Linked DNA regions of Homo sapiens: region 2 is linked to region 1. A link is an interaction called in ENCODE POLR2A ChIA-PET data of the cell type or tissue named here. Cell type or tissue: GM12878. All regions are shown on one strand. Each heading gives the region's core, and the rest is flanking DNA. Links, peaks and the distances in the headings are about the cores only.

Evidence for each region. ChIA-PET counts read pairs that join two places held together with the same protein. Peaks named below come from ENCODE experiments on the same cell type or tissue, not always from the same donor. Only the 100,000 strongest peaks of a DNase experiment are listed, where the experiment ranks them.
Region 2: POLR2A ChIA-PET joins it to region 1 with 10 read pairs; 2 of 35 experiments call an interaction of 5 or more read pairs at or near these places.

What each region holds. Positions count from the first base shown.
Region 1 is chr2:37,819,228-37,827,139 of GRCh38, forward strand. PIRAT1 (PU.1 (SPI1) induced regulator of S100A8 and S100A9 alarmin transcription 1) reads right to left here. Exons shown (of 4, transcript NR_110012.1): 4 at 7,020-7,912. Among named protein-coding and RNA genes, the nearest start is that of PIRAT1, 53 kb to the right of the region's middle. In GM12878, for the core only: no CTCF peak of the experiment used is centred there; a DNase peak (open chromatin) is centred at 3,724.
Region 2 is chr2:37,308,136-37,316,047 of GRCh38, forward strand. All of the region lies in intron 2 of PRKD3 (protein kinase D3), which reads right to left. Among named protein-coding and RNA genes, the nearest start is that of PRKD3, 13 kb to the right of the region's middle. In GM12878, for the core only: no CTCF peak of the experiment used is centred there; no DNase peak of the experiment used is centred there.

The DNA of each region.
Region 1 (7,912 bases), core at 2,687-5,186:
AAGAACCTCTCCATCACCCCTCTGGTGGCCTTGGCCCAGCCCTGGCCATAAAGAGGGATTTCATATCATTAGCGACTTCCCCTTCACAGCTCATTAGCATGAAATGTCTTGGCAGCTGAAATGACAAAAGGGACTCCCTCCTCACCAGTGATTTCATGGGGAGAGACAGAAAATATTGCATCCTAAAAGCAGCCATCAAGCAGCTGTATCTGCTGCGGCCATTGGGCAGCTGTATCTGCTGCTTTTGTTTGTGGCTGTGACTCAATAGCAAGTTGAGTTGCTGGAAAATGCTTGTAGTACTCATCATCTGGCAACCAGATGGCAAGTTGGATTTAACTCTACATGGTAGATCTAGTGGATAAACTAGTTGAGTCTGGAAACCTAACTTTGTTCACATTACCTGAAGGCTCTGCTACCAAGGCTAAGCTGGACATGTGGGGTAAGCTGAGGCACTCCAGATGGTCCCAAGGAAGTGTGATGTGTGTGCACATGTATAGACACACATATAAATATATACACACACATACACACACACACATATACTCACACATATATACATGTACACGCACAGTCATCCCTGGCATACGAGGGGTATTTGTTCCAGACACCAGTGTATACCAAAATCCCCACATGCTCAAGTCCCACAGTAGGCCCTACAGAACTGTGTATATGAAAAGTCGGCCCTCCCTATATGCAGGTTTTGCATCCCTCAATCTGCATTTGCTTGAAAAAATCCACCTATAAGTGGACCTGCCCAGCTCAAACCTGTGCATGTAGTTCAACATTTAACTGTATACTTATATACATATAAAAATATATAAATGCATTTACTTTTTGCCCAATATTTGTTGTCTCCCTCTCAAAGAAAATGGAAGGTATAGTCGTGTTAGCCCCCTGAGCAAGTTGCAGTTGAGGTCAGACCATGAAGTTCAAATGTCTTTTCTAGAATAACTGAATATGGCTTCACAAGTTAGAGCCAGAAAAAAAGAAGTCGAGAACAATAGTCCCCAAGGCTATTTGAAATGTGCACTTCTTTGAAGAACAAAAAGAATCAGTGACACTGTTAACCAAGTCTCGCTATTGATACTGAAGATGACACTCACAGCTCATGCTGTATGTTTGAAAATGCCAGCATTGGCCCACACTAAACTTGCAGATTTTCCTTCTGCCTTGGCCCTCTTGGTTTAACTATCACAAATATGCAGAGTTCACTCCAGCCTCACCTCTGCTTACTTACCAAGTAGAAATTGAAGGATAGAGGTGAAGGTGGTTTGATATGGAATTTATTTCTGCCATTTGCCCAGGACAGTGCATCAAATACTCCCTAGGATGGATCACAACGAGCCATGGTTCTGGTATTTCACAACCTTGTGTAATTTTCTCTCCTTGGTTATGTGCTGAAGTTGACTTGCTTCTAACAAATATGAAAAAATGATGAGATGTTACTTCAAGATTAGATCACAGAAAGATTGTGACTTCTGTCTTCAGTGCACATTTGGGTGCATATGGTTGCACATTTTCTTGCTCAATCTCTCTTGTTCTGTCTCTTACTCTCACTTTCTCACTCCTGCTTTCTTTGTTCTCTCTTTCTATGGGAAGTCAGCTACCATGTTGTCATTCAGCCCAGCGTAGAAGGACCTGCCAATAATTGTGTAAGTGAAATTGAAAACAGATTCCCTCCCCTTTTTCTCTCTCTCTCTGGCCTTCAGATGAGACCACAGCCCTGGCCAATAGTTTGCCTGCAACCTCAACAAAGACCTTGACCCAGGAGCACCCAATTAAACTGTGCCTAGCATTTTGATCCATAGAAATCATGAGATAATAAATGCTTGTTGCCTGATGCCACCAAGTTTGAGAATCCTTTGTTAAGCAACAGTAAATATCTAGTGCAGGCATCAGTGGAAGATAAAGTGATTTCCCCAGTAACCATTGAAAGAATGAGTCAAGTAGTTACAGGACTCAGTGGCCAGTATACTCACGTTATAAATAAATCCAGGTTTTGAAGAGGTGTTTTTCTAACCTGAAGTAGTGGAATCACTACATGTAACTCCGTGCATGTGGGGACCTCATCAGACGCATCACTACCACTGGTTGGAATGGTTTAAAGATGGTCCTACCCAGGGTACTATTTAAAATACAGAGGACAGGGCTCCACCCTGACTTGCTAAAATAGAATCCTTGGGGTAGGACCTGGATCTGTATTTTGAGAAAATCACGCTAGTAGTGTTGCTGTTTAGTTCAATTTGGAAACTACTAGAAAAATATAACCTCTCCAAGTCATCTTCTATATTGAATTTTATGATTCTTTCTGTGTTAAAGGGGGTTACAAATATAGTGCAGGTAACACATTTTGGAAACTGAGTCCTAGCCATGGGCTTAGCATACTTGGGTGTTGTAAACGTGGGTGTGGTTTCAGCAACTTGCAGAACTAGGGAAATTGAGCAATACCCCAAAATTTACTTGAATTCCTGAATCTAATCAAAGTAGTAATGGATTTTAGCATAATTCCATGAATAGTTTGTTTTCTAATAAAACAAACAACAATGTATTACTCAAACTGAGTATTTTCTGAGACATCATGATATGGGGAAGGAGACATTGGGATTAGTGTCAGAAGAACTGTGTTTAGGTGCTGGCTCCTCTGCTTGGCAGATATTTGACCTCGAACAAGTTAACTAAGTTCTACTTCTTCCAGTCTAGTTTGAATGGATTTGCACATATGTTTTGATATAACCATGATCATACTATTATGTAAGTTTTTAATCCTGCCTTTTTCATTTAACAGTACATTTTGAATGTTTTCTCATGTCATTAAAAGTTTTCAAAAATATAATTTTAGGGGCTCCATAATATTCCATTATGTAGGTGTATCATAAGTGGTTAAATATTTGTTATATCCAAGTTCTTATCATTATAAAAAACATTGCGAGAAAGATCTTTGCATGCAAAATTTGTCTACATTTCTTATTACTTCCTTAGAAGGAAATCTCAGAAATAAAATTACTGCATCTAAATGTATGAATAATTTTCCTGAGACACATTGCAAATTGCTCTTCAGAGAGGCTTAACCAACATGTACTTTTATCAGCAGAAAGAGAATTTTCATTTCAATGTCAGCATAACCTTGCCAGCATAAAGCATTATTTTTTAAACGTTGTTAATTTTATGGTTTATATATCCTTGCTAGTTTGATGGTCAAAATATGTCTTCTTGTTTTAATGTGTACTTTTTATCATGCTACTCAGATCAAGTACTTTTCCTACATTTAGTAATGAGACTCCTCGTTGGTAAAATGAGAATAACAATCCCTACTCATAGGGATATTGGAAAAATTTATGAAATGGTGATTTTGAATACTTCTTATGAATGCAATTATATGTTATCTTCAAAGATATAACTCTTATGATCTCAATTTAGTTGATAGCTATTTATATAAAGACAAATCACTCTCTCATGGGACTGTGGAGTTGAGGGCAAATCCCCTCCAGCTCCTTCATCCCATGCATTTCCATGTCATGTAATTAGAGTTCAGTAGCATTAAGAGTTGTAACGAAGGGAACTCAAATAAGTGACAAATGGACCCAGGAGCCTGCATGGCTATCTCCACATTGTTACTCTCAGTAATGGTAGGTGTTGGGGGTGGGATGACTTGGTCAATATTATGTTATTTTGGGGCTCCAGTTACTTAACAGCAACTTTCCATAGCCACTTCCTTCCTCTTTACCAGCCAGGTCCCTGAGTCATTGCTCAACCGTAGGTCCCAGCAGCAGTTAGCTCTTTTGAAGCAAGAACCAAGATATTGCCCCTTTCTGCATACCCTAGGAACTTGTCTGCCTCATGTAGAAACTGCTTGATTTCAATCGAATGAGAGCATGCACCAAGAGAAAGCTAGAATTCCCAGAATTTCTCTTTCTTTTTTTTCTTTCTTTCTCTTTCTTTTTCTTCTTTCTTTTTCTTTTTTTCTTCTTTCTTTTCTTTCTTTTTTTCTTCTTTCTTTTGTTTCTTTCTTTCTTTTTCTTCTTTCCTTTCTTTCTTTCTTTCTTTCTTTCTTTCTTTCTTTCTTTCTTTTTTTTCTTCTTTCTTTTCTTTCTTTTTTTTTTTTTTTTGAGACAGGGTCTTGCTCTGTCACCCAGGCTGGAGTGCAGTGGTATGATCTTGGCTCACTGCAACCTCTACCTCCCAGGCTCAAGCTATTCTTGTGCCTCAGCCTCCCGAGTAGCTGGAACTAGAGGCACATGCCACCATGCCCGGCTAATTTTTGTATTTTGGGGGAAAGACAGGGTTTCTCCATGTTACCCAGGCTGGTCTCAAACTCCTGGGCTCAAGAGATCTGCCTGCCTCGGCCTCCCAAAATGCTGAGATTACAGCCATAAGCCTCCATGGCTGGCCCAAAATTTCCATATTAACTGAATGACTTACATATCATTGCTCAATTAACTTGATTCTCTCACTTATTTGAAAAGAAAAATTAAGAAATAAAAACAAAATTATGATAAAGGCCTGAAAACACAGGGAGAATTTTTCAACAAATTCAATGTAAAGCATTCAAGATGTTAAATAATATGTGGTTTTCAAAGGAAAAATATGGTGGATTTAAATATAATCAATGTTCAGTCTGACTGTAACTTTGCTATTACAGACCTGGAATTAAGCCTTCCTTTTTTCCAGGAACTCTGTCCTCTGTGCCTGGAGGCTGTGACGAAGTGGAAGTTGCAAGGGGAGACTGTGTTCTTCTTATTTATAATTAAAAAATAAAAACGGGGATTTGGGAACCACTTGTACTAGTGCCTATAAACCCACAGTAAGGAATTTTGCCCTAGTAGCTTTACACAGACTATCCTTTTTTCTCCAAATTTATGGAGCAACTTTAAAGGCATTTTGTGTACATAATTATGCAGTCTGTGTTTTAATTCATTGGGAGTTCTGGCTGAGTATGGACTGCAAAGTTAGACATTTTGGGTTCAATTTTCTTTGGTATATCTGTCCCAGATATTACTTTATTTTATTTACACAACCTCATGATGTCTCTATAAACTTGCTTTTTTATCATCATCATTCTGAAATCTCATGCAATAAATAGTGGTTGCAGAGGGGGAAAAGAAAATAGCTTCTTAGCCTTTTTCAATAAGAGAGATGTCATTTTGTCCAGAAGGGCAGCTCATCCATTACTGCCTCCTTTCTGATGACCAGAATTATACAATGAGGCAACTGCAGCCCCCTAGAAGTGACAGTGTCTACAATGCCCAGGAAGCATTTGCCAGGGAAGCCTGCATCCATCATCCCACCTACAACTTGGGTTTATAAAATTGGAGAAGCTCTGGTCAGGTGGCCCTGGGTTTACCACAGTACAATGTTCCCCCAGCTCATGGCTGGTTTGGAATGACCATGACCACTGAAAACTGAGGGTACCCCGGATGAATCACAATGGAGAAAAAGGCACCAAGGGATTCACCAGTTTGGAAATGGCCATTTCTAATCTTCATGTTCCATATATGGCAACACCAAATCCTTTGGAATGGGATGAACACAGAAAAGGCCTGTATGTTCCACCTAAGCATTCTCCTTGCTGCAAGCTCTCTGGCCAGTTGTAGGGCATGCAGCATTGCTCTCTCCCACTTTATTATTTTAAATGCTATTCATATTAAGGAATGAGAGTAACTAATGTTTATGGGAGCTTGTTAAATGCTGGACACTGAGGCATGTTGAGGATTAAATGAGATGATGTCCAGTGCCTCATTGAGGTAAGTGTTGTCACAGTCTCACTTGTGAGGCTAGTAGACTGGATCTCAGAGGTCAGATAACTTTCCCAGGCACTGGCCTAGGAATGGGCTCAGCTGGAATTCAGACAGAGGCAGGCAGACCCCAAGGTCCCTGCTCCTCCCCACTGTGACTCCTGCAAGTGGTACAGACCCATGTTCTGGGCACAGGCATTAAATGGTCACAGGACTATGCTCAGTCTGTCTCACTTTTTATCAGAGAGTGAAGGAAAAGGTATCCAATCTATAGGGAGATGCCCTGCAGATAGCAAGGCCAGCACTTCATGTCCAGTCTTTCAGAGCTTTGTCAGACAGTCGATTTTCCCTTTCTAATGCTGTGACTGGGATGAGAAGGCAAAACAAAAAGAATTAAAAATATAGTATTTCTTTCCCTACTTGGCCCAAAGGAAAGGTTCCGTGGGAAGTTGAAAAACAGATGGTCCAGGGCAAAAATCAACAAGTTTGACATCCAGGATTAAAAACCAGATGGCACTAAACAATCTTTAGAAGCCTCTAGAGGGGCTTCAAAGAAATTGCCCAAAACTCCATGTATGTTTCCATGAAGGCAAGTAGACTTAGTCATACATGATCTTATGATCTGTGGCCAGGTTCTCCTCCACCCAAAATTGTTCCCTGGGATGGGATCAAGCTAAGCACTTTGGGAAAGGAATGGGACCTTTTAGGCCACCAAGAACAGAGAATCCTAACATCTTATGGCTTTAATCAATGCAGTTGTTTCACTGAGTTGACTGATCAGATTAGGCAGCCGCCTCTAATCTTCTCAGGCAGGTCAAGGCTCATAGAGAGCCCAGCATTTGAGGAAACATAAATGTGGTTTTTAGTACGTATGCTGTTAAAGTCCCAGCACATAAACCTCCAGAAGTCACACTTCTCCGAAACCAGTCAGATGTAGAGGCATCTGAATAATGGCTCTTGTAGGGAACCCTGTTCCTGCTTCCTGTTCTTCAGCTGCTTGGAAAACATTGCTGGAACACTGGGATCCACTGAGGGAGATTCTTCCAGAAGTGTCCTGTGTCCCAGACTGTGACTTTTCTAACCAGCATGGACACAGTTGAAATCTAAGCTCCACTGCATCTGCTGCTGCCATGATAGAAACACTGGCATAGCATGTGCTAGGTACCAGGCCCTGGTCTAAACCAGTCACCTATGCTAAAGCACTTTATCATCACAGTGACCCTGGGGGGAGGGTGGTCCTTTGAGGGGACTGATTCATGGAGGTTAAGTAAGTTGGCCAAGGTCACTCAGGTGGTAAAGAGTGTATTAGTTTCCTGTGGCTGCCATAACAGAGTACCACAAACTAGGTGGCTTAAAACAACAGAAGTTTCTCTCTCATAGTTCCATAGCCCAGATATCCAACACTAAGGCATCAGCAGGGCTGCACTCCCTCCAAAAGCCCCAGGGAAAGGTCCTTCCTTGCCTCTTCCAGCTTTTGCTGGCACCAGGCATTTTTGGCCTGCAGCAGCCTCACTCCAGTCTCTGCCTCCATCTTTACTTAGTCTCTTCCGGGTCTGCAACTTCTTCTGTCTCCTATAAGGAGACACTTGTCATTGGATATAGGACCCACCCTGATAATCCAGGATGTTCTCATCTCTGAGAGCCTCAATGTAATTACATCTGCAAAGACCCTTTTGCCTAATAAGGTCACATTCACAGGTTCCAGGGATTAGGAGATACATGTATCTTTTGGGGACCACCATTCAGTTCACTACAGCTGAGCAGCTGGGATTTGACTCAAGCAGTCCAGCTCCAGCACGTGGCCTCCGACCATCACGCCATGCTCTCTCATGTGGTTACTTTTCACAGGTGTCAGCAAAATGCCTGCTCAATGATCTGAGATTTTTTTTCACAAATCATCACAGAGCTGAAATGCTCATTTTTCTGTGCTGCTACTCTGTCCATGTTCCAGAAAGGCAGCACATTAAGTCTACACCACATCACGCATCCCCTGACAGATGGAGAGAATATCAGCAAATCAGATTGCTTTCTAAAGAAAACAGAATCCAACTTTGCAAATGTTTAAAGCTTGCATATTTTCAAAATTTCAAGCAAAAGTAGAAAACCTCATTACCTCAGATCACGGTTGACAAAACTACCATTGACAAAGAATTATCCTACATGCAATGAAAACCCAATAT
Region 2 (7,912 bases), core at 3,305-5,804, 510 kb before region 1:
ACCAAGTGTTGAGATCAGTTTTTCTTACCAATACATGAGCTCTATGTAGAAAGAAGACATTAACCTATATAATACTTGCCGTAACATTTTCCCAATCTTGTTGCTTTTACTTTTATATATGTATACGTTATAATTTTTAATAAAATCTCTAAACTGATCTTTTCATGTTTTCTTTTATTGATCTGAAAGTGAGCTGCCTGCTGTCCAGAGGTTTGATAGTCAATTCCATTATATGTAAATTTTCTTTTGAGTTTCCACATTTCACCTTTAATCACTGAAATTTACCTTGGTGTCATATTTTTCTTTTGAGACAGAGTTTTGCTCTTTCCCTCAGGCTGCAGTGAAGTGGCGCAATCTCAGCTCACTGCAACCTCTGCCACCACCCACCCCCACCCACCTCCCTCCCCACCCAGAGTTCAAGCGATTCTCCTGCCTCAGCCTCCCGAGTAGTTGGGATTATAGGCACCTGCCACCACACCTGGCTAGTTTTTGTATTTTTAGTAGAGACAGGCTTTTGCCATGTTGGCCAGGCTGGTCTCAAACTCCTGACCTCAGGTGATCCACCCACCTCAGCCTCCCAAAGTGCTAGGATCACAGACATGGGCCAACGCGCCCAGCTAGTGTCAGGTATTAAGTGAAGGTCTATGTTAATGTTCCTTCAACTGCTTAAAACTAGTTTTTTAAGCTCTGTTTTTTTTTTGAAAAATGATTCCTTTTAATTTCTCATGACTCCTTTGGCATACCTAAAAGTACCTTGTGCTTATCTATTTATGTTCAGATAGTATATAACTTCAGTTATTGTAGGTTTTTCTTCTCTTTCTCTCTTATTTTTCAGATTTTTAAATTAATGCTCTTGACTATTTTTCCTCCAGATAAACTTTAACATTGTCAGAGTAAAAAGAATACCAATAAAAATCTTTAATGGAAAGAAATTTAACTGGAGAAGTAAAAATTACACACTATCAGTCTTCCTTTTTCAGGAACATAAGAAGACGCATTCATTTTACAAGGTCTTTAAAAAATTTTTTAAAGATTTTAATTTTATTTATATTTGGACTTACCCGTTTCTTAAGATAATTGTTGCTAAATATTTTTAATCTTTTTTTCTAATGGAGATATTTATGCACTCTTGGTTAGTTTTCCTGTACCTCTTGTGACATCAAAAGATCTTATACAATGTCACTTAACTGTTCCTATCCCTTTAGAGTTGATTCTATAGGCTCTTTCCAACAGTCTAATTCTTGGGCATGTGTATACAATGCAAGAATATCTCAAATAACAGCCTAAGGGTACAGAAATACAGAGAAGCATGCTTACTTACTCACTGCTCAACAATGGTAATTAACTGACTAGTTAAATCAGTTGACCTCAAAATTATAAGATTCTTAAGTCACATATGCAATCACCATTAATCTAAAGAAGCATATTTGGCCAAGCACGGTGGCCAATCACACCTGTAATCCCAGCACTTTGGGAGGCCAAGGCTGGCAGATCATGAGGTCAGGAGATCAAGACCATCCTGGCCAACATGGTGAAACCCTGTCTCTACTAAAACTACAAATATTAGCTGGGTGTGGTGGTGCGTGCCTATAATCCCAGCTACTCGGGAGGCTGACGCAGGAGAATCCCTTGAACCAGTGAGTCGGAAGTTGCAGTGAGCCGAGATCGCGCCACTGCATTCCAGCCTGGCGACAGAGCGAGACTCCGTCTCAAAAAAAAAAAAAAAAAAAAAGGCAGCACATTATGCCCTTAGGAATATATTATACCAAAATATTCTAATATAGAAGTCACAGGTTTTCACATGCAGCCCAAGAACAGAAGATAAAATAAATCACAGAATTGATATACCATTAACCTCTAATTTTCTGTACCAATAAAAGGAGAATTAGTAAAGCTAATAGAAAACTGTGAGTACCTATTCAGATCAAGGAAGGAATCAGCTGTCTTCTACAGAGAAAACAGATTTTGACATATGTATATATTCTATAAAGCACAAATCAAAAAATTAACATAAACTTAATTGATAGTAGTTTTCAGTCATTTCTAGATTACCACTGGCTAATTCTAATAAATCTTCAACAGAGAGGGACCTCGAAGTGTAATAGCTCAAGTTTTCTTTTGAGTTTGGAAACCACTAAGATCAGATTAATACATAATAATATTGATTAGCTAGCATATACTGTGTGATTACTATTTGCTAAGTATTGGGCTAAGCATTTTAGAAACATATCATTTAATATACACACACAATGATGAGAGATGAGTGCTACTTTTAACCTCATTTTTCAGACAAGGAATCAAGATTACACAACTAATAAGTGGTAGAAATGAACTCCAGTTTAACCCCAAAACTAATGGTTTTAACTATAACACTATACTGCTTCATATTAATTCCTTCCTTTATTTATTCAACCAAAGAATATTCACTGAGCACCTACTGTGGCCATGATATCTGGCATCATAAAGCTTAGTTTTATAGTGGATACAGTCAAGAAAAGAGACAATTACAATGAGCATTATGAATGTTAAAATACAATGTGTTGGATAGGATGCCAACATCCATACAGAAAAAAACTTGCTGGAGGTCTAAGCAGAGGATGTGGCAATGAAAGGGTGTTCAAGGCTAGTTAAAAGATAGAACATGGCATGTCTGAAGCTTAGGAAAGGAATCTGGACCAGAGATCAGAGATTGATCAGCATTATTTTGTAAGTAATCTTGCAATAATACCTTATACATAAGCAATCACATATTTCTGTCACCTGCTCATTGCTGGCAACTACACGTCTGTCCAGTTAACTGCTGCAGAGTGAAGAGGGCAGAGATTATCACGAATTTCTTGAATAACTAATTCTAACACAAATAAAATTTAGAGCACCACTAGGAAGCAGAATCACAAAACTTTTTATCTGACCAAGCAAAAGAAAGCAGACTCTATATGTGCATAAAGAGACCAGTATCTGCTGTCTCACAGACTAGTGAGGATGTTAAAGGTATCTTGCTTTATCCATGCTACAAGCTATCAAAGTAGTAGCATGGCATTGTACCAGCAAAAGCTTATTTCTCCAGGTGAAGTACTACAGTTGGTGATGGCAAGCAAAAAGTAGGATTGAAAATATGATTTCATATTTCCAACAAGGTGACAGCTCTCCTTCCTGAGTCATTTTATCATATTGTACCTTTATTTCAGGACTTACATCTACCTTATATTAGGGCAATTTGACATTTGCTCATCTTCTTTTCTAGAGCATAAATCACAGGGGCAGGGAATTTGTGTTTCATCTTGGGAGCTTCCACAGTTATCTAGCACAGTGACTGAAGAGTAGTGCACCATAAATATTTGTTCAACTGAAGCAAAGCCATAACAGATAATGGCACCCAGGTGTAGGATAATTGTATAACACTATTTAGCTCTCTGCAAACTGCCACCAGGGAGACTGAAAATCTACCTAGAATTTGCAATTATCACATTAACCTATAATCAGCTGCAGACCTCTCTGAAATTTTTAATTTTAAGAATTTTTTTAAAGTATATTTTCAGTATGTGGAAAATAAGATGGCACTCACGGGACAAAATATACAATTTCAATATTTGAAAAAATGTATCTTCAGATTGTTACTTATCTGGTCCTTAGGCTTATCAAATTTCCATTAGACTAGAGGTTCTAGACTGTGGCTCTCATTAGAATCATAGATAGAACTCTTAAACAGACTCCCACTCCCAAAGGACCTGATTTAATTGGTCTAGGAAGGACCTGTTTAACCTCCTAGTTACTCTCCAGTGCAGTCTGGGTTGAAAACCACTGTTACAAATCAAGTCCACATTTAAAATGCATATAACCTTGCAACTACATGCATCGAGTTTGTAAACATCCTGATCCTTGTAACATGTGGCCTATTGTAAAAGATTTTTTAAAACTAGGTTTTTTTCTTTTTCCATAAATATGACAAAACAAGCTTTGAACTTTTGCCTATAATTTTTAAAAAAGCTAACCAGGAAATGCTCAATGATAAGAGTAATCAGAAAATCTTGTGGGCTGTTCAAAAGCAGACTGGTTAAGATTTTGTTGGGAAAAAATAGACACAAACATAGCAATAAAGCCTGCATTTGTCAAAATATATGTTATGAGTTTATTCATTTGATTATAACTATTTCATCAAAAATTACTGAATCGTGGAAATATCTGACAAGGAGCTTGGTTCACACCCCTTCAACTTATTTCCAATAGTAGGCTGGGAGTGAAAAAAATTTAAAACAATGTATTATTTCAAATGTGGTCATGGCACAGCTCAGAGGCAAACACAGCTTTTCTATCGTACTACATATTTCAAGTCAAAGTCTTGTTATAGCTCTGCCTTCTTGTTCCAGCTCTTATAGTGTAAATAAGAGTCCTTTTCACAGTCTATTTAGTGCCATATTTTCTGCATTTTTTTCATCTTTTGTTAGTGACTCTTCTGTTTAAAATGGCTCCCAAGCACAGTGCTGAAGCAGTCTAGTGTTCTCAAGTGCAAAAAGTTTATGATGTCCCTTATAGAGTAACTACACGTGTTCAATAACATTCAGGTATAAGTAACAGCGCTGTTAGCTGTGAGTACAATGTTAATGAATCAACTATATATATTAAATAAAGTGTCTTCAAACAGAAACACATAAAACAAGGTTATGTATTTATTGGTTGACGAAAATGTGACCAGAGGCTTGCAGGAACCTATCCTCCCACTAGGAACAAAGGTTCCACTAGGTCCTACTAGGAGCAATCGTTCACTATTAGCTAATTCAGTGTTCTCAGTGACTTTACAGAATATAACTACTATGAATAACAATAATTGACTGCATGTAGAAATAAAATATAAAAATGACAATAGGAAGAAAATAGAAATATACTGTTCTAAGGTATATATTACATTATAAAGTGCTATGATATTGTTTGAAGATACTCTGATCAGATGCATATTATATAAACTAGAACAGGGATTTCCAAACATTTTCTGCAACAGGCCAAACAGTAGTATTTTAGGCTTGGTGGGCCATATGGTCTCTGTCACAGCTACTCAACTCTGCTGCTGCAGAACAAAAGAAGCCACAGACAAGATATAAAGGATTGAGCACCCTGTGTTCCAATAAAACTCTATTGACAACAGGTGGTGGGCCAGATTCGGCTTATGGATACAGATTGCTGACCCCTGCATTAGCGGAATTGATGAAAAAAAAAAAAACTGTAAAGAGTATAATTAACCAGCAGTGGAGGTACTATGGAATTATATAATGTAATTCAAAAGAAGGCAGAAAAGGACCTGAGAACAGAAGGGACAAATAGAAAACAGCCAATCTATTTAAACACATGTTTTCTATATGGAAAACAGTATTAAATAGAAATGGCCTAAACACTTAAAAAGCAGAAGTTGACAGAGTGAATCTAAAAAGCATACCCAACTATTAATACATGCAAGCTAAAAAAATCCTACTTTACATAGGAAAACAGAGAGGTCATAAGTAAAGCATGTGAAAAGATATCACAATGCAAACACTAATTTTTTATAAAAAGAATGATTAACACCAAGTATTAGTCCCTCACTTAAGACAGTCCCTCACTTAAGATGATTTGACATACAAGTTTTCGACTTTACAATAGTGCAAAAGGGATACACGTTCAGGGAGCTCCTCAACTTACAATAGGATAAACTCACAGCAGATTGAAAATATCATATATCAGAACACACCTTCAACTTAATATTTTCAACTTGCCATGGGTTTATCAGGACATAACTGTAAGCCAAGGAACATCTGTAAGCTTCAGAACAAGATCTTGAAAAATTATATTGAAAAAGGGATCAATATATCAAAGGCTGTAAAAGTCCCAAATGTGTTTGCAAATAATAAGAGAGCGCCAAAAAATCAAAGAAAAGAACTGATAAAACTGAAAGGAGAAAGACAAATCTACAATTGTAGTTGAGAGATTTCAATAGTCCTTTCTCGAGAAAAGATAAGAGAAAGTAGAAAGAAGTCAATAAAGATATAGAAGATTTGAACACTATCAACCAATTGACCCAACTGACATTTATAGAAAACTGCACTCAACAAGAGTAGAAGACACGGGAGAATGGGGAGAGTTCCTCTTGAGGAAAAATGATTCCCCTGCAAGAGTCATTGTAAAATTCAGTTTACTATATCGATTTTATGCTGCTATGTCCACAATCAATAACTATTTTATATTTGTATAATTATCCTTTTTAAGCTATATCCTATTTCCCTGACATCACTCTAGTTGCTCACAGATCAAGATTTTTAATCTGGTTCTCCAAGAATTTCACCCACTGACCCACTCCTCACATTTATATTAATGAAGTAACACTGATTCTAGAATAATCCTGCAGAAAACTGGTAAACCTCTGTAGAAGTAAATCAATTAGCTCAATTTAGCCATTACACCACATATACATATTTCAAAAGAACATACTGTACTTAATAAATATATACAATTTTTTCTCAATTAAAAAACTGTGCAAAAAATAAGTAAATGAAATTTCCAAAGATTGAAAACTAAATCATAGAGAGTCATCAAAACACTGGTTATGAGTTTCTATGGTTTCAAATAAAAAGGGAACATTATATTTAAGTTACAAATATGTATTTAAGTTTAAAAATTAAATAAAAAAATTACAATCTAGTTGCAAAAGTGTTTGAAAACAGTCTGTAAAGGATAATGGAAGGGAAACTAAAAGCAAAGCTACGGAAGGATACAATGCTCTACAGGTCTACAGAAGTAAAGTTATTCTTACTTAGGAATAACTTAGGCCACATGTACAAGTCATTGTTAAAACAAAGGCAGCATAGGTCATTTTCACAAACTGCACAACATCTTTTGGATGGGTAATTATTTACATCAGAAGATAATGAATGATAAACTATATAAAGCGTAAAGAATTGAAACAAAGACAGTAAGATGAAGAGCATGAATTCCCAGAGAGAGATGATTTTTGCAAATAGAAAGTTTACAATTTGTTTGAAACAAATCTGAAACATGCTTGAAAATTCATTAAAATCTACTAAAAATAAAATATAACCAATTCATACAACCCATATAAACTCTTTTGATAACACAGAAAACATACTAGCCTCATCCATCAAATCGGGATTATTAAAGATATTTAGCTAAAGTTCCTTAAGAAAACGGCACGGTACAGGGAAGGAGGGTGAATGAGAAACAACATAAAACCACCCTGAATTTTCAAATATTTTGTCGTATATTCAAAATTAATTTACCTATTTTTTAAAAGACAGAAAGCATGGTCCTATATTAAATGGCAGTTTATTTTTCAGGACGTTCAGAATCTTCCTAAACAAGATCTAAAGAGAAGGAAATGGATAAAAAAAAGAGGGGCCAGAACACAGGGTACCTAGAGATAACAAGGTATGGAGATGGGACTCAGCTGCTAGCTACTGTGTCCCAGGGGGCCTTGTGCCCTCTACCTCCTGTTTTCTCTGAAAACAAATGAGATTTCTTATGCTGCCTTGACTCTATACAGATTTTCCTGCTCTTGAGAGACAAACAGAAGAGTGATACTTTAAAGCTAAAATAAATGCATTTTATTTATGTTTTCAGACTGAGTCTCACTCTGTTGCCGTGCCAGGCTGGAGTGCAGTGGCGCTATCTCAGCTCACTGCAACCTCCGCCGCCTGCCCTGCTCCCCACGATTCTCCTGTCTCAGCCTCATGAGTAGCTTGGACTACAGGTGCCTGCCACCATGTTTGGCTAATTTTTGTATTTTTAGTAGAGATGGCGTTTCAACATGTTGGCCAGGCTGGTCTCGAACTCCTGACCTCAGGTGATCTGCCTGCCTCAGCCTCCCAAAGTGCTGGGATTACAGGCGTGAGCCACTACGCCCAGCCAAATAAATGTATTTTAAATCTGG